Regions from separate parts of the Mus musculus genome. Here regions 1, 2, 3, 5, 6 and 7 are each linked to region 4. The links are chromatin loops, found by intact Hi-C in ENCODE. Cell type or tissue: left cerebral cortex. All regions are shown on one strand. Region 1 overlaps Thnsl1 (threonine synthase-like 1 (bacterial)). Region 2 overlaps Gpr158 (G protein-coupled receptor 158). Region 3 holds the start of Enkur (enkurin, TRPC channel interacting protein). Region 4 overlaps Gm39767 (a long non-coding RNA gene). Region 5 overlaps Arhgap21 (Rho GTPase activating protein 21). Region 6 overlaps Arhgap21 (Rho GTPase activating protein 21). Region 7 holds the start of Gpr158 (G protein-coupled receptor 158).

What was found. A loop is a pair of places that touch in the nucleus more often than their neighbours do. Peaks named below come from ENCODE experiments on the same cell type or tissue, not always from the same donor. Only the 100,000 strongest peaks of a DNase experiment are listed, where the experiment ranks them.
Region 1: it touches region 4 in a loop (10-fold over the local background); 5 of 42 quality-filtered maps call a loop at or near these places.
Region 2: it touches region 4 in a loop (2.1-fold over the local background); 2 of 42 quality-filtered maps call a loop at or near these places.
Region 3: a loop joins it to region 4, with 3 times the contacts of the local background. A loop is called at or near these places in 5 of 42 quality-filtered maps.
Region 5: it touches region 4 in a loop (4-fold over the local background); 4 of 42 quality-filtered maps call a loop at or near these places.
Region 6: it touches region 4 in a loop (4-fold over the local background); 7 of 42 quality-filtered maps call a loop at or near these places.
Region 7: it touches region 4 in a loop (4-fold over the local background); 6 of 42 quality-filtered maps call a loop at or near these places.

Annotation. Positions count from the first base shown.
Region 1 is chr2:21,212,716-21,216,715 of GRCm38, forward strand. Thnsl1 (threonine synthase-like 1 (bacterial)) reads left to right here. Exons shown (of 3, transcript NM_177588.2): 3 at 1-2,294. The coding sequence ends at 965. Among named protein-coding and RNA genes, the nearest start is that of Thnsl1, 9.0 kb to the left of the region's middle. In left cerebral cortex, a CTCF peak has its summit at 1,810 (motif pointing right); a DNase peak (open chromatin) is centred at 1,833.
Region 2 is chr2:21,793,306-21,797,305 of GRCm38, forward strand. All of the region lies in intron 7 of Gpr158 (G protein-coupled receptor 158), which reads left to right. Gm39766 (a long non-coding RNA gene) reads right to left here. Exons shown (of 2, transcript XR_866003.2): 2 at 1,796-4,000. It also overlaps the pseudogene Gm24886. Among named protein-coding and RNA genes, the nearest start is that of Gm39766, 22 kb to the right of the region's middle. In left cerebral cortex, a CTCF peak has its summit at 1,705 (motif pointing left); no DNase peak of the experiment used is centred here; H3K27ac peaks cover 146 bases.
Region 3 is chr2:21,203,481-21,207,480 of GRCm38, forward strand. Enkur (enkurin, TRPC channel interacting protein) reads right to left here and starts at 1,885. Exons shown (of 5, transcript NM_027728.2): 1 at 1,592-1,885. The coding sequence starts at 1,668. Thnsl1 (threonine synthase-like 1 (bacterial)) reads left to right here and starts at 2,244. Exons shown (of 3, transcript NM_177588.2): 1 at 2,244-2,365. In left cerebral cortex, a CTCF peak has its summit at 1,725; DNase peaks (open chromatin) are centred at 1,910 and 2,209; H3K4me3 peaks cover 2,442 bases; H3K27ac peaks cover 1,436 bases.
Region 4 is chr2:21,907,525-21,911,524 of GRCm38, forward strand. The region is part of intron 4 of Gm39767 (a long non-coding RNA gene); the gene reads right to left. Among named protein-coding and RNA genes, the nearest start is that of Gm39767, 55 kb to the right of the region's middle. In left cerebral cortex, a CTCF peak has its summit at 2,262; DNase peaks (open chromatin) are centred at 1,758 and 2,244; H3K4me3 peaks cover 351 bases; H3K27ac peaks cover 722 bases.
Region 5 is chr2:20,901,873-20,905,872 of GRCm38, forward strand. The region is part of intron 3 of Arhgap21 (Rho GTPase activating protein 21); the gene reads right to left. Among named protein-coding and RNA genes, the nearest start is that of Arhgap21, 64 kb to the right of the region's middle. In left cerebral cortex, no CTCF peak of the experiment used is centred here; DNase peaks (open chromatin) are centred at 1,596 and 3,738.
Region 6 is chr2:20,896,865-20,900,864 of GRCm38, forward strand. The region is part of intron 3 of Arhgap21 (Rho GTPase activating protein 21); the gene reads right to left. Among named protein-coding and RNA genes, the nearest start is that of Arhgap21, 69 kb to the right of the region's middle. In left cerebral cortex, a CTCF peak has its summit at 2,014 (motif pointing right); a DNase peak (open chromatin) is centred at 2,026; H3K27ac peaks cover 195 bases.
Region 7 is chr2:21,364,393-21,368,392 of GRCm38, forward strand. Gpr158 (G protein-coupled receptor 158) reads left to right here and starts at 3,175. Exons shown (of 11, transcript NM_001004761.1): 1 at 3,175-4,000. The coding sequence starts at 3,864. In left cerebral cortex, no CTCF peak of the experiment used is centred here; DNase peaks (open chromatin) are centred at 2,486, 2,630 and 3,127; H3K4me3 peaks cover 1,642 bases; H3K27ac peaks cover 1,847 bases.

The sequences.
Region 1 (4,000 bases), 690 kb before region 4:
ATGGTTGGGCAATAGGTGTCAGGTCAGATTTTGATTTTTGCCAGACAGCTATTAGAAAAATATTTAATGATTCTGATTTTACTGGCTTTCTGGCTGTGGAATATGGAACAATCTTAAGTTCAGCTAATTCTATAAATTGGGCTCGACTACTTCCGCAGATAGTTTATCATGCCTCTGCATACCTTGAGCTTGTTAACCAACGGTTTATTTCTTTTGGAAGCCCAGTAGATGTCTGTGTTCCCACAGGAAACTTTGGGAACGTGTTGGCGGCAGTGTATGCCAAGATGATGGGAATCCCTATTCGAAAATTTATCTGTGCCTCTAATCAGAACCACGTTTTGACTGACTTCATAAAAACTGGACATTATGATCTAAGGAATAGGAAATTAGCACAAACCTTTTCACCATCAATAGATATTCTCAAGTCTTCCAACCTGGAGCGACATTTATACTTGATGGCTAACAAAGACGGACAGTTAATGGCAAATTTATACCATCAGTTAGAGAGTCAGCTTCACTTCCGGATTGAGAAGATGCTGGTCGAGAAGCTGCAGCAAGAGTTTGTTGCCGACTGGTGCTCTGAGGGAGAATGCCTCGCAGCTATCAGCACTACCTACAATGCATCAGGCTATATTTTGGATCCACATACCGCTGTTGCAAAAGTGGTTGCAGACAAGATGCAAGACAAAAGCTGCCCAGTGCTCATTGCATCCACAGCTCACTACTCCAAGTTTGCCCCTGCTATCATGCAGGCACTGGGGATTAAAGAACTCAACCAGACGTCGTCCAGCCAGCTTTACTTACTGAGCTCGTACAATGCATTGCCCCCTCCTCACGAGGCTCTGCTAGAGAGAATGAAGCAGAAGGAGAAGATGGATTACCAGGTTTGTGTAGCTGATGTGGATGTCCTGAAGAGTCATGCAGAAAAACTCATCCAAAATTGGTTTGTAAGGAAGTCTGAGTAGGGGTTTTTCTTGGAAAGGAGCAATAATAAATCTCAAACATTGATTTGGACTACAATAGCATTTGCTTTATTTTATGTAAATGTTTATGTGTGCATCTGATCTCTGGACTAAGAGACGGAGGCCAGCATAGTACCTGGAACCCTCTGCTATCATGCTTTATTTTCTGCACTTGTTGGTATGGCAGTTTCTCCTTTACCCAACACTTCTGAGTGGAACAAAATATCTGGTATTTAGCATAGCATTTACAAATATTTAAATGCAGTTAGGTGCTGCATATCTAGTCATTTAGTGTTTATTGAACAATTTGTGCTTGAGATAGTTAGCTAACATAGAGGAAGTAGTAAGCTCACTAGGATTAGAATCATCGTTTTTAACCCCTTTCAAATTCCATTTTGGACAATACTTGATGACATGTACACTGTCCAGCTAGAGATTTCGTGGCCCATTCACTGCTCTTTGAATGTCTGTAGTTAGTGCTGGTGAAGTTTGAAAATCAGGCCGATGTAGGATGTAGCAGTTGACAGAACTGTGAAGTAGTGAACACGGAAACAAAGTCACCTACTTCAAGAGAAAGGTGATCCAAGATTAGTAATGTTTAAGATGCTTTATTAAAGTTCAGTTATAGACAGCAGCTCTTCTGTATTATTTTTAGTCTGGTCCTATTTGTTTCACTTAAAAAAACATTTTGGGGTACCTAAATCCACACAAAATGGTAACTGTGTTTCATTTCCATTGCTGTGTAGTGACAGTGATCTTAATTGTGGTTTGTATATTTCCTGAGTATTTACTTTCTGGATTGAAGGGTGTGACTGAATGAAGACATGCAATGGGCTGCTCCCCACCACAAGATGGCATTCCTCACAGCATTTGCTATTGCCCATGACAGTCTGCTTCTGGTTACCTTTCAGAGAAATGTTCAACATTGAAATGATGAAAAAGGTTAATAGTTTTAATGGGCAATAAGCAATTTGTTATACAAGTTTTAAATTAAACCATTTACATGTTAATATCAGCTCTCTGGTTTTGCTTCTAAAATGTAGTTCTAGGGCTTATAATGGAGGCCAGGGATGTCCCTGTACAGTGCACAAAACCCTGGGTTCCATCCTTAGCACCTAGGAAGGTAGACGCAGTAGGAAAAGGTCATGTTTAGTCACACAGTTTGAGGCCAGCCTGGGATACATGAGGTCCTGTTTAAAACAAACAAACAAACAAACAAACAAACAAACAATACTTGAAACACTTTTTGTTAATAGAGACTCAAAGCTCTGTATTTGTGTACACATTCTATCATTTCAGAATATTTGTTTCAGTAGACTTAGAAAATTATCCATAAAAGAAAAAAATTATCCTAATGTTACTCTGCATATGCATGATAATCTACTTTAAAAATAAGGGGATAATGTTGAGCCTTCAATTTTGGACTCAGCAACTCATGAAAGAGCACATGAAGTCCAAGTGATGTACAACACAAAATAATTACTGCAAAATAGTGTGGGAATACATAAAAAGCCAACGCTGCATCCAGGTAGGGCAGAGTTTAACAGAAGAGGGAATAAGGTGAGGTGTCACTCATCTAAGCTCTCATCACCTGGGAAACAGAGGCAGGAGAATTGCGAGCTTGAGACCAGGCTGTGCTACATGGGAAAACTGTCTCTAAATGAATAGGTGAGCCAACAGAAGGGAAATACTGCTGTAAAGTAAGCAGGCTTCATAGTGGATGTAGGTCCTGAGGGTCAGCGTTTGGAAGTTAAGCAGTAGAGAGAGAAGACACTGTGACTTCCTGTTTCACTGGTTGTTATATGATTATTCTCTCAGTATCTAGATGGTTACCTCATGTCTTCATGTGGCCTTTGGGTCCCTGTCACTCTCAAGCTTCTCTTTTTTGTTTGTTTCATTTGAGACAGGGTTTCTCTGTGTAGCCCTGGCTGCCCTGGAACTCACTCTGTAGACCAGGCTGGCTGCAAACTCACAGAGATCCACCTGCCTCTGCCTCCTAAGTGTTGGGACTAAAGGCATGCATGGCCACACCTAGCTTCAGCTCTCCCTTGTAAAGAGTAGAGATGTTCACTTTCCTCCCATGTGACCTAGGATGCAGTCCTCCTTTCAAGGGCTAGTGTCCATGTAAGCCTTGTGTCCAGTGTCCTTCAACTCTGATAACATGCTTCAGTATGATATCTTGCTTCCTCCCTCTCTTGTTCCTTCAATGTCTCCAGGGATCCTGTCTTCCTGTGGTATTTACATGCTCTTTACATAGTTTAGCATTCATAGCAAAACCCACACGTCTACCTTCTGCATTCCTCCTTGCTCTAACCAAGACAGTGCTGCAAAGGCTGTAGGATTGATTCCACTTTCTTGTCTCCACTGTACAGTGAGTGGAGGTAGGTTATAAATACTGAGGTGCATGAGTCTCTGGAGTAAGAGCAGAGCACCACAGACATCTTCACCTCTGGCACCTTAAGAGGTACATATATTCCTCCCCCAAGAAGTAGCTATCCCAAATTCCATGTCTGAAGTCAGTTTCTTTTTTTCTTTAATACCAATTTTGCTATGTTTAGTTTACTATCTAAGTCACGTGGGAGGAGAGTGAGCTGAAGCTGGGTGTGGTGGTGCATACCTTCTGTACCAGCACTTGGGAGGCAGAGTCTGATGGATCTCTCTTGAGTTTGTAGCCAGTCTGTTCTACAGAGTGAGCTCCAAGGCAGTCAGGACTATAAAGAGAAACCCTGTCTCAAAAGAAACAAACAAGAGGAGCTGAGGATGATGGAGACCCAAAGACCACGTGAAGACATGAGATAACCATCTACATGCTGAGAGAACAAGCAAGTGAAGTAGGCAAGACACAGCATCATCTCTCTACTGCTTTTCTTCCAAAAGCCTGACTTGGTTTTGGTTGTTAGTTGTCTTAACTTTGTGAATCTGAAGGCTGGAGAGATGACTCAGCTGTCAAGTGCCCTGGCTACTCTTCCACAGGATACAGGTTTGATCACGGAGCACCCACATGGCAGTTCACAACCATCTATACTTCCAGTTCCAGG
Region 2 (4,000 bases), 110 kb before region 4:
TTCATTGCAATGACTCACTGGTCTGGTATGAGGCCTCTGGCTTCTGCTGCACTGTCTATACTGGAATCTCAGTGGGGCTCGGCTTCTGCTACACTGTCTATACTGGAATCTCAGTGGGGCTCCTTTTGCATATCCTGTTGTTACCCTGGGTCATGGAGATCCTGTGGAGTTGGATCTACAGTATACCTTCATGCTCTCTAGCAGTTCATTGATGGGGAAGATGTTGGGGTGGGCCAATTTGAAGCCCTGGATCTAGGCCTGAGAGGTATCTGTGCTAGTTAGCCCACCTGCTCTCCTGATCTTGGGACCAGCTCACCAGCGACCCCCGCAACCAGACAAGCTCTACCCTGCTGTCCAGGCAATGACATGCAGGGCCATCTCTCCTGAGTGTTATAGCTGGTGACAGACATGGCCAGATCTCTTGTCTACCATAGATGGCACGGGATAAAGGAGAGGAGGAAGGTGTCTCTCCCTCATTTGCACCACTGCACAGCAGACAGGAGGGAAGGCCAGCTCTCCTACACTCATGCCATCAGGGCCAGCTCAACCATAATCCCCAAGTCCAGGGCCACTCTACTGTCTGCCCAGGTGAGGTGCAGGGCCTTCTCTACAGAGTGCTACAGCTGGTGAGGAGCAGCCCAGCTCTCCTTCTCTCATAATCATGAGGCGGGGACAGGGGAGGACAGCTTCTCTCCTTCACCCATGGTACCACACAGGAGACGAGGGGCAGGACCAGCTCTTCTGTGATGGTATCTTCATGTTGGCTCACCTGCAATCCCCCACAATTGTGTGGAACCTGCTTTCCAGAGTACTTCAGCTGACTAGGGGCAGGCTCAGCTCACCTGTTCTCATGCCCCAGGACCATCTCTCCCACAATGCCCACATGAGTGGTAGGGCCCGCTCTGCACAGCTCTCAGACAGCAACATGTCCTCAGGATGCAGCTCAGACCAGCAACATCTACCTAGTCTTTGGTGCTAAAACACCCCTGTTACTTCAGGCTATGGACCCAGACGTGCCCCTGCCCCCTGGCCCTCAGCAGCACAGGCCAGGGCCCCATCATGGTGCCAAGTTTCATCATCAGCTACCCATATCAGGCTGTTCCTCACAACTCACACACCTCCAGTTCTGCTTCTCTTCATTGTGCCCACCTACATCCTTCTGTTTCTCTTTCTCTTCCATTTCTGCACCACTTCGGTGATCTGCTTTGTGCTGCCTGGAGTCCCTGAGTGCCTGGGGTCATCTCAGGAGTTCTATGCCCTGCTCATGCATTATAGCAACAGACATGGGTCATTTCTGGCATGGTCTGTCTTCCCCTTTCCCATCTGCGTGGCAACAGACAGGTAGTCACCTCAGGCTAGATGCCTGTTCAAGTCCCATGATGCTGGACTAGTGATCCTCTTGGGGTTACTCTCTGCCTGGCCCACCAAAGTGGCCCCTTGCAAGATTCTTCTGCCTCAGGCTTATTCCTGCCCAAGGGCCTGTGGTCTTCTATGCTCCAGCTTGCTCCCCATCATGGGAGCCAGTCAGGGCCTCCGTGGTGCAGGACTGGCAGTCTTCTCAGGTTAGCTCCCTGTCAGGGCCCCTGGCACCACACTGGTGGTTGTCTCAGACTCACGTTTTTCAGGGAATGTTAGGCTGCTTGTCATTCAGATGTTCATACATCAGAACTCCAAGCATAGACATAGCCTCTCTCCTCTCTGCCACCTACTGACACACATGTGACACAGCAACAATGCCTCTAGGAGCAGGATTTTCTTATATTATTATAAGAAATTCCACCATGTTTATGTTTGTTTTAAACAGTTATTTATTTATCTATTTATTATGTACACAGTGTTCTGCTTGCATATATACCTGCATGCCAGAAAAGGGAGCCAGATCCCATCACAGATGGTTGTGAGCCACCATGTAGCCAATGGGATTGAACTCAGGACCTTGGAAAGAGTAGTCAGTGTTCTCAACCTCTGAGCCATCTCTTTAGCCCCACACTATGTATATGTTTAACAAAAGAAAATGATAACAGGGAACACACATGATGTCACAACCAAGGACACAAGGTCAACATCATGACTTCTTTAAAAATCATTTTTGTAGTCTGGACAAACAAATGGGATATATGATTCACAGTTGCAATTCATTTCATAAACTTTAATAGAACATAGGAATTACATGCTATCAGTAAGATTCACTTAAGTAGTTCTAGCTTCTTTACTGCCATGCTGAACACTCTTTGGGAGACATAAATGTGTATTTTATAAAATGCTACTTATCAAGTGTTTACTCTTAGTGTAAAGAAAAAGGTATCATCATTAGATCATTAAGAAGAAAAGTATGATGAAAAATTTTTGGTACAATATTGTTCAGTAAAGGAAGACAAAATACTTTGGACCATATCCCAGGAATCTTTATGTAGAAGCACTTTGAGCCATGGGTAATATTTGTGTCATTATAAACATTAAAAATGTATATATGTAGGAAGCATCCAATTTGATAGAAGTAGTGACAGATGGAGTTGGGGAGAAATTGTATCAAACAAGAAGGAGACATCTTAAGTAGAAAGACGTGGAATGCATTATTTTGGGACATATTATGAATGATACTTAGCAATAAATTTTTTGAAAACACTAGAAATTTAGAGAGCCAGGAAAATGATGTAAGGGTCCAATATATTCAAGTCTGATTGCTTCCATCATATGTTTTTATAAAAACTACAATGTGCCAGATCTTGGGACTGGTAGGTTAGAATATTTACAAGGGAGAGAGATTTAGAACAGTGGTTCTCAAATGTGTCCCAGTGTGGCATCCCTTGGGAACTTGTTAGAAATGTGTATTTTGGATCCATTCCAAGTCTTCAGTACCCTGGGACCTGGACCTAGCACTTCATGCTTAATATGACTCTGGATGAATGTGGCCTTATGCTGTCATGTGTAACATAAGCTCTGAGGGCACATTCAGATGGGTTTGCTGGAGCAACAGAACCCAGCTATGCTCCAGTCATTCTGTAGTACTCACCAGAACTCCCCTTCTGCTGGGCATTTCCAGTTTGATTTACTTTCCTTCTGTTCCAAACTTCCACACTTCACTGTTCTACCCATAGATAATCTTTACTTGAAAAGCATAAATAGGTGACATCAGGTAGAAGATGCTTAGAATCCCTGCCAAACCATCTGTAAGTCTCACAAGTCCACACTCATTTTGACTTTTTATTGCCTACACCATATTAATGAACAGCCATTTTAACCTCAGCCACAGTTCACTCTCTCCACCTCTCCATGGCCTTTCTCATTTTGTGAGACTTTGTAGTCATTTGAAACTGCCCTACTTTTAAAATCTCTCATAGAAGTTCACTCTGACCACAGTTTCCTAGCTCTAAATATACCTGTTTAATAGAATAGACTATTTTTATTTAAAATCATGCCCACATAACATTTTGGCTAACAATAACCTGTATATACAATGATGGTCCTATAAAATTATAACAATACTGAACATTCATATCACATAGTGGTGGCCTAATCATTGCTATGTCACCACATAATGAATTTATCAGAGTGCTTTGGTGGAACTTGTGTAAGTGAACTTAGCACTGTGCCATTTGTATGAAAGTGGAGCAGCATGGCACATAACTGATTTGACAATAAGAGGCTCCATCACATGCTTACATCCATCATTGTTTTAGAGCAGTGGTTCTCAGTCTTCCTAATGCTGCGACCCCTTAATAGGGTGCTTCATGTTCTAGGGACCACAACCACAAGATTATTTTTATTGTAACTTCATAACTGTGATTTCATTGCTGTTATGAGTCATCTTGTAAATATCTGATATGCAGGATATCTGGTATATGACCCCTGTGAAAGGGTCATTCAATCCCCCCCAAAGGGATCCTGGCCTACAGGTTGAGAACGTCTGTTTTAGAGGGTGCTCTGGCCTAGAAAAGCTTTACTGTAGAACACCATGCTCTGTTGATAGGGTGGCAGCTCATACTTCTCACATTCACCA
Region 3 (4,000 bases), 700 kb before region 4:
CTTGCTTGTGTGGCATCTTGTCAAAATCATAACAGGATCATTTAGGGCACCCCCTTTATTCCTTCTTATACTAAGTCTGTCTTGTAATTATTTTTTAGGAATAAACCAAGGAATTTATAATTTATGCTGTCACTCTAGCATGCGCAAGAATACTGGGGCACAGTTAGACACAGAACAGGGGCCAAATGAATCCCCTTTAAAACAAACAAACAAACAAACAAACAAACAAACAACAAACTTCCCAGGTGCATTAAAGCTCTTTACCACTTAACAAAATGCTGAACTAGTAGAATATCTTAACATCCAAACTCAGTATTCCATAGAAGGCAGTTTCTTCCAGTGTGCTACAGAGAGGAGGAAGTTTATCTTCAACAGTACATAGGAATTTTGGACCAAAAGTTGATTCAGCTACAAGTAATGTGAGCATTGCAAACTCCACACCGGTGTCAGCATTTTCATTCCTCCCCAGAGATGCCCAGCTGATAAGCAAGGGAAATACAATATCATGATTGCTCTGATATAAGCTGCCTATTCAGTTTGAGTTAAAATGGAAGGACCTACACTTTGCTGTTACCACTCCACGTCATAAAAAATTGGCCATTACATTTGGAAGGAACCTCCGAATGTCTACTTCACTTATTTTCAAATCAGAAAACAAGTGCAAATTGATTGTAGACCTCCACAATAATAATAACTGGTAACTCTTGATTTTTTTTTTTCTTGGTTGTTTGGTTTTAGAGACAGGGTCTGTCTTTGTAGCCCATGCTAGCCTTGAACTCAGATTCTCCCCATCAGCATCCTGGGTGCCGCAACAGGCATGCGCACCTGAGTGCTGGTTCTTTTAAAGTGGCTGTGACTTTCTTAAGTCAAAAGACAAAGGTAAATAACAGAAATCACCAACTCCTAGGAGGCATGGGACTGCCCTCTTCTCTCAGACTTCAATACAGTTTACAAAATACCTATATGGCCAAGTATCTGGGACATTTATTTTGAAGTTTCCTTTTTCAGATTTGGAGATTTTCAGAAATATAACAAACACATAAGAATTTCCTTCAGTTATATATTTTGGAATTTCCATCCATCCAACTGTACCCCTTTCATTAAACCACAAGATCTGTAAAAATCCTAGACATACTCTCTAGTCCATCATTTTTGTTAAACCAATTGAAATACTGAGGCCTAGAAACAAATGAGAATTCAATTTAGACACAAATTACGGGAGGCAAAAGAGTGCCTAAGTCAAATACAACATTGAGTTCCTAAATTAAACATCAGATTTCCTAAAACGGACGGATAAAACAGATTTTTCCCCCTCTTTTCAACGACATGGAATTTCACATTATACACAGCACCTAAAACCAAATTAATAATTGCATATTAGTGGGGGGCTATGATCATAAAATGGACGTCTGACAACACTAGCTCACTTTTTTTTTTTCTCTGTGAAATATGAAACGCTATTTAGATTTGTCCACCTGGTCTTAAGAAGTTGCGACCCAAGATTAAATGTAAAAGTCAGCCCCGTAAGTCTTTAAAAGAGGTCAACGATCTTCCTCTGGGCTGAAGTCATCGCTTTTGCTTACCCACATACCTAGGATGCTGGGGCGGCTCCTTCAAGTCACTGGGTATGAGGTTATAAATACTCTCGGAAGTGCAGGGTGAGTCCATGGCCACCAAGGAATTCCTTAACAAGTACTCAGCTTTTTGGCTCACTTTCCCACTGTCTCAACTCCTTCTCTCACCGCCTTTTTCTTTTCTTACTTTCTTATCAAAGAACTAAAATTTCTCTTTCGTGTAATTTCCCTTTGACCCTTTCGTAACAGTCCCTTTTTCAGGAAGAAAATAATTCTGCTCCGAGTCTGTTTAGCGTTGTTGACCACGTGGTTGCTAAGGAAACAGTTGCTAGGAGACGGGGCAACCTGGCTTTTATCTGATTCCTTTTTTGTAACCTCTTCTGTCTGAGAAAAACGTAAGGAAAAAGACGTTCCTGCGTCTTTGGAAAAGACGACATGAAAACATTGTCCCCCCCCCCCGCACCCAAACATTTTGTGGTTTTCCTCGGTACATCTGGAAAGAAAAATTCTACAATAGGGAGCAGGACAGACACGCACGCGTCACATAATAGTTTCCAACATTCAGGCCGCGCCCCTGCGGAGGTGGAGCGATCGACGGGGAAGGGGAGGAGCCTCGGGGTAATGGGCGGGGCGTCTGGGTTACGTGGTTGGCCTAGTGGCGCAGCGCGCAGTCAGCGCAGGCGCAGAAGCAGCAGCTTGGGGCGGGCTTGCCGGCTGAGGTTGCCAGGCGGTGCCGAAGGCGCTTCCCTTTCTCCCTTTCTCTCTTTCCTCTTCTTTGGGTGGTTTTCTTGGTGAGTTAATGGAGGAGGAATGGAAAGCCAGCGAGAGTTGTTACCCTAGCATCCCCCCTTCCGTCGTGCCCCATCAGGCCTCTCTTTGCCATCCACCTGTCGCACCGGACCCTGCGGCGGGCCCTGCGGTGCTCTGTCTCCACGGTGCGTGCGCGAGCGCTACCCGGCGCCAGGAGGACCAGCCTTTGGAAGAGGGCCTCGAATTTTGCCCAGGTTTCAGCCCTTGACTCCCTTTTTGACATGTTTTTGTTTTTTTCCTCTCCGAGAAGTGCTTATATTTCGTTTGAGCTGTTTGATCTCCCGTTCATGCATATGCACTTGTGATTGCACTCTCATTTGAAAGCCTTCACCCAGTCACATCCTTTGGCCCTGGGATTTGGGAGGAAATTTCGTGGGTCTAAATCCACTTGGCAGTTGCCCTGCCAGGGAAGTCAGGTGCATCAGTTCTTCAATTCTCACTGCCTGGTGGCTGGGTTAAATGGCCTGGTGGCTTAGTGAACTTTTCAGTCCTCACTTGGAAGGCCTCGCTCAATGCAAGTCGTGATTGGAGGCTTCTGCTAAATTTTATTCGATAAGAATAAAGAAACAATTTAGTTTCCCGTTTTTCGGTTTGATAGAATTTATCTATTTTTTTTCTGGGCAGCCCACGGTTCAGATGAATAATCTTTTGGGGTGGGGTGATGTGTTTCCTTATTTCACAGCAGATTGGGTTTCTTTAAAAACATTCCATAGATTAAGGGGTGGATAGGGAGCACCAATTTTTGCTTTTGAAAAAAAATGATTTCTCTGCTGCTTTTTACTTAACATGTAAAGAGAAAAACTTCCTTGTTGGATATATGCTCCTGTGCATGTTAACTGTTGAATCGTGAATTCATAGAATGTAAACAGTATTAACCAACTTGATAGCCATTAGCCAAGGCATATACCTTCCTGACCTCAGGATAGAACCCAAGGATTCAGGTATTTGAGGCCAGTAGTCGGAACCAGGTTGACAACCCAAGGCATGTTCTAATTAGAAGCAGCTGATACGTGAAAAGGGGTGTAAGAATGCAGCTTTCACTAAAGGGGAACGACATAAAGTTAGCAGACATTATTCATGGATTCTGTATGTCAGTGTCTCATTTGTTCAAGTTTATTCATAATTCTTCAATACTTAGCCACACATTATTAGTAATTTATGGACGTAGGCATGGCAGTGAAAATTTGGAAGCGTGGTATGTGATGTTTCCAGCTGAAGTGAGGCCAGCTGTGTTTTGTCTTGTGTGGGGTTTCAGTAACATATATCCTTTCTATATTCTGCAAAACATGCCACATGCTTTGCATTCTTATGGTTTCAGTGGCCACTTAAAGTGATCCCTAAACTGAGTACTCAGGTAGTAGTCCAAAGTATGACGAGACTGGTGTGTATACAGAGAAAGCAGGTATGTTAAGATGAGCTTCATTCAGGAATGAGTTAAGAGTGCTGCTGGCTTCATTCCTATTAATTAATGAGCAGCATATATATGTGTATATATATTAATATATTCATTGGAAAAAGTATTGTGACTAAAGGCTCATGGGAACCCAACCCAGCGTCTCACTTAGGAATTCATAGTGGCCACGCTCACCAGTTCATGGGTGGTGGGAGTGACCCTA
Region 4 (4,000 bases):
TACTTAAGGCTTTATTTCTTTGAACAGATACCACCACCAAGGCAACTCTTATAAAGGCAACATTTAATTGGCACTGGCTTACAGGTTCAGAGGTTAAGTCCATTATCATCAAGGCGAGAGCATGGAGCTAAGAGTTCTACATATTTATCTGAAGGCTGCTAGGAGAAGACTAAGACTGGCTTCTAGACAGCTAGGACAAGGGTCTTAAAGCCCAACCCACAGTGATACACCTATTCCAACAAAGCCACACCTACTCCAACAAGGCCACACCTCCTAATATTGCCATTCCCTAGGCCAAGTATATACAACCCATCACACTCCTCGTTACAGGATGATCTGATTATTGAAAACAAAAAAAGATGGAATGAGAGCTGGTTGGTCAGAAAATGTGCCCAGATTGCACATCTCTTAAAAGTATGGCAATACCAAAGACATACATACAGATAAATACATTTTACATGGAGATGCTATCTCAAAAAATATATAGAAAACTGATATCAAATCTACTGTTTAGGGGACATAAGATGAGACAATGCTGGATGTGGGGTACAAAATTACAGGCAAGATACAGTGCAAGACCTGATAGTCTTGAATTACTTTCATGTCATGGTCAGCAATTGGCAGGCCAAAGATGGAGAAACAGCAAGTTTCTGACCACATCATGCTGTTGCAGTCTCATCTTTCTATTCCCTGGTATTGTAAGGAAATTCATTTCTTCCACCAACCCTCAACAAACATGGTTGGTAGCAAGCAGTCGCTAGTTGGAAGCTGATTTTTGCATTGTCCTTGAGTACCTTTCCTTTCCTTGTGTACCAATTTACCATGTTCTAGTTAGGGACCCCAGCTAGAATGTGTAGTTTCATGCATCATTTCCCTTTCAACCCTAGATTCCAGGGGAACCCAAAGACACCCACAGTCAGAACTCTCAACTAGGGTAGAATGTCTGGATCTACACTGATGATGACTCTTTCATCTTATGTGTGTGCGAGTGATGTGTGTATGTGTGTTAGTGTGGGCATCTAATGTGCCTTTGGATATGTTGTACATGTGTGTACACACCTTCATTTCAGTGCAGGTGTACAATGTGCCATAGCATGGAGATCAGAGGACTCTGGCTCTTCATCTTCTCCCTTATGGAGGTCAGAGGAAAACTCTGGATCTTTATCTTCTACCCCCCTCCATATAGATGTATGTGTGTGTATGTGTGTGTGTGTCTTTCTGTCTCTCTCTCTCTGTATCACTCATGTGAATATGTGTGCATCCATCACTGTTGCTATTCCTATTCAGGGTTCTATTGCCTCTGCCTCCTATCTAGCTTTAACACTACAGAGAATGCAGATCTGTACTACACCTGTCTTACATGGGTTCTGGAGATTTAAACCCACGTCTTCATGTTTGTTCATTGAGCACTTCACCTACTAAGAGATGTTACCAGCCCAAGGCCCTGTTCTTGAACTTTAAAAGACTAACCACAGCCAAGTGGAAACCTGCCTGCCTCATTTACATATCAGAAAGCCTTCTTGTCATCAGTAGGAAAATGTACAAAAGACACTTTCATTCTCTTGGCCGTGTAACACTTTTTGCTATGACTGTAAATAATGCAGTTTAAGAGACATTTTGAGATTAAATAGGTTTGCCTTTGGGATCATTTTCTTCTCTGCCGGATTTTGGGCCAGTCTTTGGCACAAAATCTATGCTGTAATGATACTGCAATCTACTAGTATAAAAATAACTTTTGATGTCAAACCTGCGGGGCCCAGGAGAGCTGCTCTCATGAGGGGAGGATCCGAGAGCCCAGAGCCTAGGAGGCAGAGGGGGCCAGGCCCAGAGGGCTGCAGAGGCAAAAATAGAGCGCTAATGGCCTGGAGTGACATGGGCAAGAGTGGGAAGCAAACAGCAATATTTATAAAAAAAAAAACGGCTGTGATATCTATTAAGTCCCCATTCTTTTCTTCTTCTTCTTCTTCTTCTTTTTTTTTTTTTTTTTTCTCCCCGGGTCTATTTTTGGCTCTTTCCCCAGCATAGGCAGCGGCTCTAAGTGAAGAGTCTTTTTCCTGATTGCCCTGACCTCTAGCCGAGCCAGAGTCCAGCAGTGAATGATTGCTCAGAGTCTGGAGTTCTAATTGACCACCACCGCCCCCTCCACCCCTTCTCCCGCCCCTCAAGGAAAGACCCACGGAGGGAGTGATCTCATCTGATCTTTTCCAACTTTCCATTTTGTTTCTGCACAGCAGAACTATGTACAGCAGCATCGCCTAGTGGCAGTAGTCTTGAACTGCAAGGGAACATGAGTTGTGACTCTAAAAGCCTGGGAAGTTGGAAAATGTCAAGCCAAATATTTACCTTAATCCTCTTGCTCAGGGTAGTTGAAACTAGCTTATTCCTTCTGTGCCTACAGTTGGTAGAGTACTCAGGATCATAGGGTGACATCATTTGAATGTCCTGTGACGTAGCAAATATCCACCAGGGGAATAAATACAACCTGTGATTTTGTAACTTCTGTCCAGAAGTAGAAAAATTGAATCAAAACAGTATTGGTGAGCTCTTAAAAATTAGCCCAATCTCTTTCTTTCCCGTGTGCTTTGGAGACAGGGTCTTGTTAAATGGCTCAGGCTAGCCTTGAACTTGTGATCTCAGCCTCCCATGCATCCAAGATTACAGACCTGCACCACCAGAACCAGCTCAGGAAAGATTTTTACAAAGTAAAATGTGATCTGGAAACTATGCTAATGTGATGATGTTGTGTTCACAATCTGTGACTATAATGATAAACAGATGGTAATCATTATAATCCATCACACTCAAGATTTCAAAATAAACTCATCAATTAGAATGTGAGATTCCTTCATTCTTCAACTAAACTTCCTATGAAAAAGCCCGAGATCACAGAAACAAATATTTCGCTGGGAATCTGCCTGTTGTTGTCGTCGAGAAGCTAACTATGCTAAAGACTCTCCACCTCCATGTTCAGGTTCTAAATTTTTATGTAGTCAGAAGAAGGGAGCCTTGTTTCTCTTCCAAATACGCAAATGGCAAAACTGTCTCAGACCTGAGCATATGAAACATGATGCATCTTTCCTGGAGATACTTTGTTGAAGACCCAGAAACTAATGTATAATCCAGACCTCCAAATATGCGTATGGAAGTGGAGACTGCAAGAACTGGCCACAGCTGGGTCCTTTATGATGAAAAGGAATTTGTTAGCTCACAGTTCTAGAGGCTGAGGAGTCCAAGGTCAAGTCACCCTCCAACAGAGGCCTGGCTACTCCTCACTGAATGGCTGAAAGCAATAAATGAGAGATGGGAAGAGAAGACAAAACCCCAACTATTTTATAAAGATCAGTCCCATCCATGAGCATCAGGCCCTCCTGGTCCAATTATCTCTTAAATGTCTACATTTTAATCATGTTACATGAAAATTAAATTTCAACATGAGATTTGGAGGAGATGGTCTTTCAAAGTAGTGGTAAGGACGAGGATGCCTCTGGAGAGAAGCTATGAAGGGGCTTTAAACTAGGCCTCTCCTGTAACACCTGGTGCACTTCTAAACTGCCCCAGCCTGTCAGACTTTAATGCTATAATTCCATCTCTTTGGAAGAGGAGAGAGGACATCATGAGTTCCAACCAACCTGAGCTACATAGCAAACAATGGGCCAGCCATAGATACCCATCAAAACATGGCATATGGCAGTGGTGGCACACGCCTTTAATCCCAGCACTCGGGAGGCAGAGGCAGGCGGATTTCTAAGTTCGAGGCCATCCTGGTCTTCAGAGTGACTTCCAGGACAGCCGGGGCTACACAGAGAAACCCTGTCTCAAAAACACCAAAAACAAACAAACAATAAACAAAACAAACAAACAAACAAACAAATCATAGCATATGATGCCTCTTTCCTGGAGTGTCTGTATGAGCACACATATGTGCTTGTGTACATGGGTTTGTGTACATAATTGCACACATCTGCCTGTATGTGCATAAATCTGTGTAGTTGTGCATGCA
Region 5 (4,000 bases), 1.0 Mb before region 4:
CAATCTTTTACTAGCTATGAAACCTACAAAATAACCCTTCAAAAATTGAAACTGCCTACCACTTTTCCATCAGCTTCTTTATTTCAAACAAAAATATGAAAATCTAGACATTTTTAAGAAATGAAAATACTGAATTGCAGTATTTACACAGACTGTGGTAAAGTTTGAGGAGCAAAGGCTCTCCAGTCTCAAGAAGTTCCACTCACCCAACACCAGAGCCCTCAGCTACACTCACTGTCAGGAAATGGCTGAGCACTGAAGGTGCAGAGAAAACCTTACAGCGCATGGGTGTGACAGCGTGCACGTGTGCCTGTGCTTACCTTCAGCAAAGGTATAACCAACTTATGTACGAGTCACAGCAGAAGCCAAGTAAGAAGAGAGTTGTATCTCCAAGATTAGTAGAGAATGGACAAAGCAAAAATGGGGGCAAAACAAAGGCATTTCATTAAATCAAAACTGATTCCAACACAGCACAGCAATCATAGACAGGCAGCAGAAAGAGAAGGAGCATTTCCAAACTAACTACTAAAAGAATGAATATACATTACTTAACTTACCAAACAGAATGCATGAAGAGAAAATAAACAAACAAACAAACAAACAAACTTTTAAGAATCCCTGAATCAACAGACTCTTACAACAAAGATTAAACAAAGGGTGGGAGAGAGGGCTTGGTGGTTTAAGAGCACTGGCTGTCCTCTTAGAGGACAGAGGTTCAATTCCCAGCACCTAAAAAGCAGCCCACAACCATCTGTAACTCTAGTTCTAGGGCAGTGGTTCGCAACCTGTACATCTAGACCCCTTTGAGTGTCTAAAGACCCTTTTACAGGGGTTGCATATCAGCTATCCTGAACATCAGATATTTATATTATGATTCATAACAGTAGCAAGATTATAGTTATGAAGTGGTAACAATAATAATTTTATGGTTGGGGTCACCACAGCATGAGAAACTGTAGTAATGGATCACAGCATCAGGAAGGCTGAGGACCACTGTTCTAATGCCCTATTCTGGCCACCGAGGGTGAAAGTGACTAACAGACATATATGCAGGCAAAACACTCATACACATAATACAAATGAAAATAAATTTAAAGAAGATTCAACAACAAAAAAAATCAAATTTTTCATTATCTATAAATAAGCAAAAGTTTCTAAATACATAAAGTAAAAGTCGGCTTCAGAGTCAACTCCTGCTCTCAGGAAAGCTAGACAAGGTAAAGAGCCTACCAGTCTCCAAAGGCTAGGAAGGAAAGCAAGGTGTTCCGGGCTGGCGAGCATCACAGAGGCACTGTGCCAGACATCCCTCTGAGAACCTTCTGCAGTAGCCAGCCATCAGCCCACTGCCATGTCCCCATTAAGTAGGCATGTCCCCACTGTTGTCCAAAGTGGTGTTCATCAAGAAGACTGCTCCCTGAACTCCTCCACTGCTTTACGGCCCAGCTGAGTCTTCCTTGGATCCAGACTGAAGGGTGAGGCTTTTACTGACAAATCTTTCCTTCACGTTTTCCCTTAGGACCAGATTGTATCACTGCCCTTTCCCAGTCCTCCTCAGTTCTTATCCACTGCGATCATTCTCTGCTAACTCTCGGCATGAGTCACCCATTCCCCTCGCTTAGCTGCTGCCACTCCGTGTCTGCGGATGACAACACACAGTCACTGAGCTGAGAAGTGAAAATCTTCAAATAGAAGACCGAGCCAAGAGGCTGATGAGCACAACAATGCAAACAAGCTTGGTTTGGTCACAACATTGGTTACATCTAAAAATCTAATCAATATATATTCACTATATCAAAAGATGAAGAAAAACCTAAGGGGTATTCCAATAGATGCTGACCAATTAATCTGAGACACACACTACAAGATTCAACATGGCAAGGATGCTTTTGTTTTGTGTTAGGGTTTCTGTCTCTATGTGTGCCTGGGTGTCCTGGAACTCACTCTGTGACCCATTAAGGAACTCGAGCATGGCAAAAAGGCTGTGGCAGGCCTGGTCCTTCTAACCAATTCCCTTTTCCTTACTAAAAATCACTAGATTACATTCCTGAAGCTAGCCCCCAAGGTCTATTTCCTTATTCGGCCACTTTCTCCTCCCAAGGCTGACTACCAAGGTCCAGCTAACAAAGTCCAGCAATCAAAAGCCCCCTTTGGCTTCCCTAGTTAACATGCCCAATTAAACACCTCATCCTAACACAGGGTTTCCCCTCTTACCTTTATAAACAGCCATTTTGCTATGTGCCACACGTGTCTCCTCTCTATCCAGAGGCAGTCCTTTGTCATCTGGACAAATCTCTCTCCCCGTCTCCCTCGTTCCCTGCTTTCTCTCTTATTCCCTGTGCTCAGTTCCTATAGGGCCAATAAATCTCCTGAGAAAGTGGTACTGGAAATCCTGAATAGATACTGATCTCGTACAGTCTAGGCTAGCCTCAAATTCAGACACACCTGTCTCTGCCTCAGCCTCCTGAAGGCAAGTGTTTTTCAACATTTAAATTTTGTAACGCATACACAAGAAAATTTCTAACAACTGAAAACCCAATTCTAAAGCTTTTATGATAGTACATAATGAACAAAATTTGTCAGAATTTTTTTTCCTTTTCTTTTTGTGGGTTTAATCTGGAACGTCATGCACGCAGATTCGTGACAAAGCACTGTTAGATCTCAGTCAAGCAAATGAAGGATGCACTATAGATAGAATCATTTATCAAGCCACAGCAAACAGAAGCAGTGTTGGCTCAATGCAAATAAAATGACCAATGGGCTGGGCATGGTGTTGGGCTTTAATCCCAGCACAAGGGAGGCAGAGGCAGGCTGAACTCTGGAGGCCAGCCCGGTCTACATAGTAGGTTCCAGGACAATCAGGGCTACACAGAGAAATCCTGTCTGAAAAAGCAAACAACACAAACGACCAATGGAACAGAACAACACATATGATGAGCACCTGTAAGGAACTAGCAGTCAATATTTAGGGCTCTTAAGTACCTACAGTATCTGGTGTGTTCTTTCTCTTTCTCTTTTTAAACAAACCTGTAAAAATATAAAATTATTCTTGGTTTGGAAAGTATTACATAGCTTCCACGGGGCCAACTCCAGGCCAGAGCATAGTTATGGACCAACTCAAGACACTCAAGACGGACACCATAAGTGAGCTGGTTTCTGCTACACAGTAACTGGAAAGGCACAGACTTTACACTAAGACCCATGAAAATCAAAATAAATATCACAAGAAAAATACTCGTCTTGGTCTCAAACCGCAGGCCCAAATAATGATAGGCAAACTGTAGCTTTGGCTGTGACTGATAAATCAAAAGAGCATCTTAATATCCACAGTGCAGCACCTTCATGGACAAAGAACACAGCAAAATGCTTAAGAGAGAGTTCAAAGTATTAAAAACAAAGTATCACTCACTCAGACTGCAGTGAAATAAGAACCTTAACAGAGGTCGTAAGGATTGGAAAGGCAAGGTCAGTGGGCACCGACTATACTTCTGTAGCCACCAAATTTTCCATTTGGAATACTCAAAGAATGCCTACAAGTATACAATTAAAATGGATGCACAATCAACTCTGTCTCATGGAAAATATAAATTAAAACTATAATCCAAACCACTGCCCACGCCAACTACAGCGACCAAAATTTGAAAACAGGTTAACACGAAGCAGGGCGACGCTGCAGAGCAACTGGATGCTTGTGCTGCTCGTGTGCAAGCTGGTCCAACTGCACTGGGAACAGCAGTACCCTGTGCATGTGATGACTCAGCAGCGACACTCCTACAGAAGCATGCCTTTGGATTCAAAGCAGGTAAAAGAAGGTCCATAGCTGTGTTGTCCCAAACAGTCCAACACCACTATCTATAAACAGTGGAGTGAACTAATCACACATGTTCTTCACGGCATCTATTGAAATTAACTGTAACTTACAACTAAGATAAAATACTTTAAGTGCAAGGTTCAATTAGCTTAACAAATGTATTTTCCTAGATAAACATCAACATCACCTGAA
Region 6 (4,000 bases), 1.0 Mb before region 4:
TAAACCCAGCACATGGAGGCAGGAGAAGCAGGAGAAGCAGGAGAGGCAGGAAGCAAAGGCAGGTAGCTCTCTTGTGAGTTTGAGGCCAGCCTGGTCTACATAGTTCAAGGACAGTGGGACTGCACAGAGAAACCTTGTCTTGAAAACAAAAACAAAAACAAACAAAAAGCATGCATTTTGTAATCAAACATTAAAATACTATAGCTGATTGTTAGCCTGTGTTTTTTCTTTTTTCTTTTCTTTTGTGGTATGAGGAAAATCAACAGAGAGATGGGGAAAAGTAAATTATTAAGTCAAGCTGTTCTCCATAGTCTATTCAAGATGAGTGTGATGGTTTGTATAACGCCTGACCCAGGGAGTGGCACTATTAGGAGGAATGGCCTTATTGGAGAAAGTGTGTCACTGTGGGGGTAAGCTTTGAGACCCTCCTCTTAGTCACATAGGAGCCAGTCTTCTCTTTGCCTTCTAAACAAGATATAGAGCTCTCAGCTCCTCTAGCGCCATCCCTGCCTGGATGCTGCCATGCTTCACGCCATGATGATAATGGATTGAACCTCAGATTCTGTAAGCCAGCCCCAATTAAATGCTGTCTTTACAAGAGTTACCTGGGTCCTGGTGTCTCTTCACAGCAGTAAAACCCAAACTAAGAAGACAATATACTCATTTTCAAAATGCTAGTTAATACATTCAAGTTTTACCTCCCAATCTGCAGATCTGACAACTTTAGGAATCCTAATCTCAAATTATAATAATCTCTGAATGGGATCCAGATGAAGACCTGTCACATTTCAATCACAATTTCATATAGTAGAAGCAAGCATATACTCTCTTTTTTTTTTTTTTTTAAGACTTATTTATTATTATATGTAAGTACACTGTAGCTGTCGTCAGACACACCAGAAGAGGGAGTCAGATCTTGTTACGGATGGTTGCACACCAGAAGAGGGAGTCAGATCTTGTTACGGATGGTTGTGAGCCACCATGTGGTTGCTGGGATTTGAACTCTGGACCTTTGGAAGAGCAGTCGGGTGCTCTTACCCACTGAGCCATCTCACCAGCCCCGCATATACTCTCTTAATGCAACCTGACCTTCAAGCAATGGAGTAAAATAAACCAGTTTAAAACTGTAAAAAGTAAACTATGTTTGAAATTACTCATGTTAAACTTTTTCAGATAAAAGACATTTAATTATAAAAACTTTTTTTGTCATGGGAGTGTTTCATACATTCAGAACCAGAGATGCTAACAGCACAAAGCCCCAGGAGACTAGGGAACCAAGAAAATCACATTTCATATAAGCCCACTCGCACCCATATAAAGCTTTTAAAGTTAAATCCCAGATGCCAGTTCATTCATAAACCCTATAGATATTTGGGCAGGCATAGCTGAAAGATAAGAACTTTAGTATTAACCTGCTGGCAAAACCAAAATGCTGCACTGGGTGTCTACAATGGAGTACTCTGCACAATGGAGTTTCGTTCACATAGAAGCTGAGCACAAGGCAATCTTTTACCTTAAGTATCCACTTAACACTAAGAACTGACAAAGCTCCCAAAGCCGTGAGACAAATTCAGAAAGGGCTCACACGTGAAAATCACAAGACACCCCCAGGTTAAGTTTATAAACAAGATACCTGTGGGTGTGCTTGCTTATATACTCAAATCCTGTGAGTTTACTGGGCATCTACTCGTTTACAAATTAAAATTATCTGAGTTTATAGTCAATCTTCTTAGCTATATACTTAATATACTTATACACTTAGCTACATACTCAAATCCCGTAAGTTTACAGTGGACTTGCTCAGTTATACATTAAAATCCTGTGAGTTTATAGAAAATACGCTGCGCAGAAATCTCAAGTGCACAGAATGGATGTAACGGATGCTCAGTAAGTAACTGCTATCTACTTCAAAACCTCAGCCTGGACAATGCTAACAGTAAACAGCCTGAAGCTGTCTGGCCTTCCCAGTACAGGGACAGGGTAGGCAACAGAAGAGCCAGCGTACCTCCACTAGGGGTCAGACATGAATCAGTTTTAGAGCTATAGCTGGGCAGAAACACTGTGGGAGCCTGTTATCCAACAAATACTTCCCCCTAGTTCTCTCTGAATGAACAGTCCGTAACCGCCTTTCAGAGCACTTGGAGTTCAGTAATGTTAGTCTTTTCCCTTGTTTCAGGAGCTTCATAAATGATGTCTATGTCTAGAGTCAGAGCCCTGTTGTTTCTGCTTTGCGAGGTTGTAAATTTCTCTGACAACCCAGACAAATTTGTTAATCATAAGCAACAACTTCCCATCTCTGGATTTATACACTGTTCAACCCCTGAACTAATAAGCTTATCAAGGCTGTCCTCTGTGTGCTCTCTGTTTCTTCTGTACATTTATTAGAAACATATACACCCACAAATTTACACATAAAACACGGGAAGATGGAAATATAAGATGATGTTTTAAGCATAGAAACTATTTTGAATTTGAAAAAAAAAAATCCTTGCCCTACAGCCCTATGTTTCACCTGAGAGTGGGAAAATGGTGAAGCGGTTAGTGTGAGATGACTGTGGACACCGCCACACAGTGAGAAGGAAAGGGGCGCAGAAGGCACGTTTCATTAACCGGCCGGCCGAGGAAGTGCACTATATCACATGACATTTTCAACACTCTGAAGGAAGTGAGGCTAGAGGCAGCACGCTTCCTTCCACGCAATCAGCCTAGTGTGTCTGGCTCATGGTGCAGACTGCACAGATGTTTGCTAAATGAATGAACAAACAAAAAATGTATTTCTTAATTCTTAACTGTCCTCACACTTAGCTTTGAATATTTCTGCTCTGTTTTTATGTCAAAGATGAGAAGTTATCTGTTGAACATTGAAAGCAGGGGGCTGCAATTCCCACAATAAACACTGATTAAGTTAGGAGTCACATACTTTCTATGTAGGCTATGGAAAGCAATGAGGAACAAGATCCGGGCTCTCCAGCAGGAGAGCTATGAACTATGCCTGGGCAGGGCGAAGCCAGAGGAAACTCTGGTGGAGGTCCGTAGCGGTCCTGACGTGCAAATCGGTCGTCCGACCTGGGTATAGGGGCGAAAGACTAATCGAACCATCTAGTAGCTGGTTCCCTCCGAAGTTTCCCTCAGGATAGCTGGCGCTCTCGCTCTTTTCCCGACGTACGCAGTTTTATCCGGTAAAGCGAATGATTAGAGGTCTTGGGGCCGAAACGATCTCAACCTATTCTCAAACTTTAAATGGGTAAGAAGCCCGGCTCGCTGGCGTGGAGCCGGGCGTGGAATGCGAGTGCCTAGTGGGCCACTTTTGGTAAGCAGAACTGGCGCTGCGGGATGAACCGAACGCATATGTTATTCTTCACCCACACCTCCACTGCACAGGGAGGACGGCACCTGGGCACTGCCTTTTCTGCCGCCCTTCCAGGGAAAGTTAATAGAGATAGCCAGCAGCACACTCGCTCTGGCACATGCTACAGCCTCAGCCACACAGCGGGCACCGTCTCCTACAAGGACAACATCCAGTGTGATACCTGGCCTGCCCTGCCTCCGCCCTTTCAATCCTTAAACATCTGAAGTTTCCTTTTATGAACAAAAACTGAGTTGGGAGGGTGGAGACACATCTTAGGAGTAAAGTGTGGAAGTTGAGGAGTTTTAACAAGCATGGGTGGTGCTTCACACAATGAACTGTCTGTCCCTAATGAACATTTAAACGTGAGGACTATCTCTCCCTCAGGAGGCAAGCCTGTTGCTTTCCTCCAAAGACCAGACACAGGAGGAGGTGAACACTGGTTCTGTGACCCTGGTTGTAAGTTATGCAGCAGCTAGGAAAAGCCAGCTTAAAACCACCTAATTACAGTACTGTCTGGGGCAATACTACTAAGAAAAAGCCAGAGAAGAGAGCCATGTTTTAGAGGCGGCTCAAACCCTAGTGTGAATCTCTCTCTAGTTCTCTTACAGTTACTTATCTCTGCCAAAGACTTCCGATTAATTCTCTCTGAAG
Region 7 (4,000 bases), 540 kb before region 4:
GCAGTCCGAACTCTCACCTGCACACACTGGTCTCAGAGGGACCTGGGACACAAGATGGCTCCCTCAGCAGCTCTGGAGTTCAAAGCCCTCCCAGGCGGCCACCTCTTTTCTGGAGGGGAAGATGCCAGGATGTTTGGAACCCTAAACGGGGTCTGTCCCAGCAGTTGTGTCACTTCTGCCTGTTCCAGAAGCTGTGTTGCTTCTGCAGTCTGCACTCTCACCTGAGCAGACTGGTCTCAGAGGGACCCCGGACACAAGATGGCTCCCTCGCCTGCTCTGGAGGCCAGAGCCCTCCCAGGCAGCCACCTCTCTGGCGGGCAAGGTGCCTAAAGAATTTTAAATAAGTTTTACAGGTTTTCTAAAATAGTCACTGAGGATATTACACTTAAGTCTTTAGATAGTTAAATAAATGCAAAAACATGGAATATTATGATAAATTCAAGAGAAACTCTATGTGTAATTATTGCCACATGTGATATAACAGACTAATAAACTGAAGTTACTTCTACTTAGCATAAGAGTATGTGTTTCAAAGCAAAATTTAAGCAAAAACTCAGATATTATGCTGGCTAGTTTGATGTCAACCTCCCACAGGCTACAACTATCAGAGAAGAGGGAATCTCAAATGAGAAAGTCCTTCTGTAGTATTAGCTTATAGGCAAGCCAGTATTTCCTTAATTAGTGATTGATATGAGAAGGCCCAAACCACTGTAGAGGTGCCATCCCTGGGCAGATTGATGGTCATGGGTTCCATAAGAAAGCAGGCTAAGCAAGCCAAGAAGAGGAAGCCAGTAAACAGCATTCCTACATGACCTCTGCATCAGCTTGTGCATCAGGTTCCTGCCCTGTTTTAGTTCCTTCCTGTCTTTGTTTGATAATGGATTATGATGTAGAAGTGTAAGCCAAATAATCTATTTCCTCCAAAACTTGCTTTTAGTCATGGTGTTTTATCATAGCAATAGTACTCCTTACTAGGACAGATATGAACACAGAAGTTACTTATAAGTAAATACAAGTCAAATAACTATTTTTTGCATAGTTGTAAAATTTTTCTTGGAAACCATGTACAGCAGCTGAGAAAACTGGTTGCTAACTCCTATTCCAAAAGCCTTCATCCCTGGCTCACTGAGCAGAATTCTTCTCATGAGAAAAGAATAATTAAATTCATCATCTTCTCATTCATTCATTAATTATCAAGTGTATAATGAGAGCCTACTCTGTGCCAGCAGTGTTCTAGATATTCAATGTACCACCATGACCATGGTGTTTTGTCTCGTACATCCCAGCACTTAGATATTGCTATTACTTGATTTGGATAGTGCTCTGTCTTAGTCAGGGTTTCTATTCCTGCACAAACACCATGACCAAGAAGCAAGTTGGGGAGGAAAGGGTTTATTCAGCTTACACTTTCATATTGCAGTTCATCACCAAGGAAGTCAGGACTGGAACTCAAGCAGGTCAGGAAGCAGGAGCTGATGCAGAGGCCATGGAGGGATGTTCCTTACTGGCTTGCTTCTCCCGGCTTGCTCAGCCTGCTCTCTTATAGAACCCAAGACTACCAGCCCAGGGCAGGTCCCACCCACAAGGGGCCTTTCCCCCTTGATCACTAATTGAGGAAATGCCTTACAGTTGGATCTCATTGAGGCATTTCCTCAACTGAAGCTCCTTTCTCTGTGATAACTCCAGCTGTGTCAAGTTGACACAAAACTAGCCAGTACATGCTCCAAAGGTTCCTTCATTAGAAGCTTTGTTTTCAGTGTGAGGTGTTAATATGGTAAAATTTTAAGGGATGGGATCTAGTAGAAATAGAAGGCAATTGGTTTGTGGGGGCTCTGTTCTCACTGGTGGATTAATGCTTCATGCTGAGAGTTAGTAAGTCATTAAAAACCCTGTTTAGCCCTTCACTTGATGTTTGTCATCATGCCAATTGACCCCTCTCTCTCTCTCTTTCTCTCTCTCTCTCTCTCTCTCTCTCTCTCTCTCTCTCTCTCTCTCTCTCCAATATATTTCTGAGCATCATACTGTCTTCAGAAGGCCATTACCAGTCTCCCAAATCAGGGACTACCTGATCTTGGACACCCACTGTACAAAACTAAGAGCTAAACAAATTATTTTTCTTTACATATCAGTTTACAATGCTAGAAACACAGAATAGCCTAAGGTATTTTTTGCTAGAACAAAATGACATAGTACAGTAAGTCTATCTTGGACTGGCATGAGTGACATCTTTGTTAGTTGGGGACTAAAATAAACCTGGGATTTTCTGCATGTGTCTTCTTGAGGAATTCAAAAGTGGAGGCACATTTAGAAAGTGCAGATTCAACAGGGAAATGCCACAGGAAGCTTTGAGAGCTTAGGGGCTCTCCCAATTCTTTCTGGAGCTGGCACATCTCTGGAGCCCTTCCTTGAAGTCTGAGATGTTTTTCATGAATTCCAGCAACTCACTGACAGTGACTTTTTATCCCACACACCACAGATTCACTGTTTTGCATCCTCATTCTCTCACAGTCTACAACACGCAATTCTTGATCATGTCCCCTCTCCACACATCCTTTTTGTCAGAGCTCCCCTTCCATTCTGGCCCCGAATAAGAGAATCTTTAAATATGACATTTATTTTTCCTTGAAGCTCGGCCAGTAGACGTCTCCATTACTCTCTAACAGCTAAGACTATCCTTGGCAAGCCAGGTTTAATCATTCTCTTAACCAAAAACAAGGAAGAGAATTTGATAATTTGCCTAAAAAATGAGCAGATGCTAAGAAGGACACATTTCCATCCTACGTTCCCTCCTCCCCAGTTTCAGTCAGAAATGAAAACTACTCTCTTCTCCCTCTTTTCCAGGCAAAAGAAAGGGCTGATTTTACTAAGCAAGCAAGATGCCAACAGCCTCCTCCTCCTCAGTAGTCCAAGTTTCCTTCGCTTTCAACCACCAAAAGCGCCACTTCTCCCCTATTTCCCACCCACTCCTTGCCACCCCTGAAGGTTTCCGAGTCATCAGGGAACACGAGTGGGTGAAAACAGCGCCGCCGCCTCCTCCTCCGCCTCCTCAGTGCGCCTCGGGTTCAGCACTGGACAGCTCCCGCCCCAGCCAACAAATGGCAGTCAGCTGATTGACAGAGGCGCCGACCAAACAGGGCACAAGACGACTTGAAGCCGCCCTACAAGGGTTTGGTTGCGGCCAAGCTGTCTCTTTAAACTGCTTTCATCTGAGAGCAGAGAAAGGCAGCGCTGTGGTTTGTGGCCAAACCTAAAGGCTCTAGTTAATCAGCTGCCTGGCTGTCTGGACTGCAGACACACGAACGTCTTCAAAGAAAACCTTGGTTCCTTGGGACTCGCCGCTGAGCTCGCGGCTTGGATCTGTGTGCGCGCTTCCATCTCCGGGCGAAGCGGTCGAGGAGGGGCCAGAACTGGGAGGCGGGAACGACCTGCCAAGGGTGAGATGATGGAGCAGCATCTTTGGTGGCCGCGGTGGCAACATCAGCTGCATCAGCAGCATCAGCATCAGCTCTTGAACACACCTCAATGAGAGCGGCGGTGGAAGCGGCTGAGCAGAAAGACGTAAGCGGGCTAACTATAGCTGCTGGGGATGTAACCTGTTTGGCTCAAGGCTGCGAGGTGCGTAATCCCGAGCCGACCCATTGTGGAGCCGGGCGCAGCCAGCATTGCCACAGGTGATTTGGTCTGTGACGGCAGCTGAGCCAGCTGGGCCAATTTCAAAACATTCTTATTTTAAAGTCCATCTGGACTGGGCGCCACCTGGAGAAGAAGGAAGCCTCCCCTCAAAAGTCTTACTGATGATAAATTGAGGACCAAAATTTACAAAGTGACTCCTCCGGTTATCGCCTCTCTTCTATGCTAGACAGATGGGAGCCATGGCTTACTCTTTACTCTTCTGCCTCCTGCTCGCTCATCTGGGATTGGGAGAGGTTGGTGCCAGCCTCGACCCTCCGGGACGGCCAGATTCCCCTCGAGAGAGGACTCCGAGGGGGAAGCAGCATGG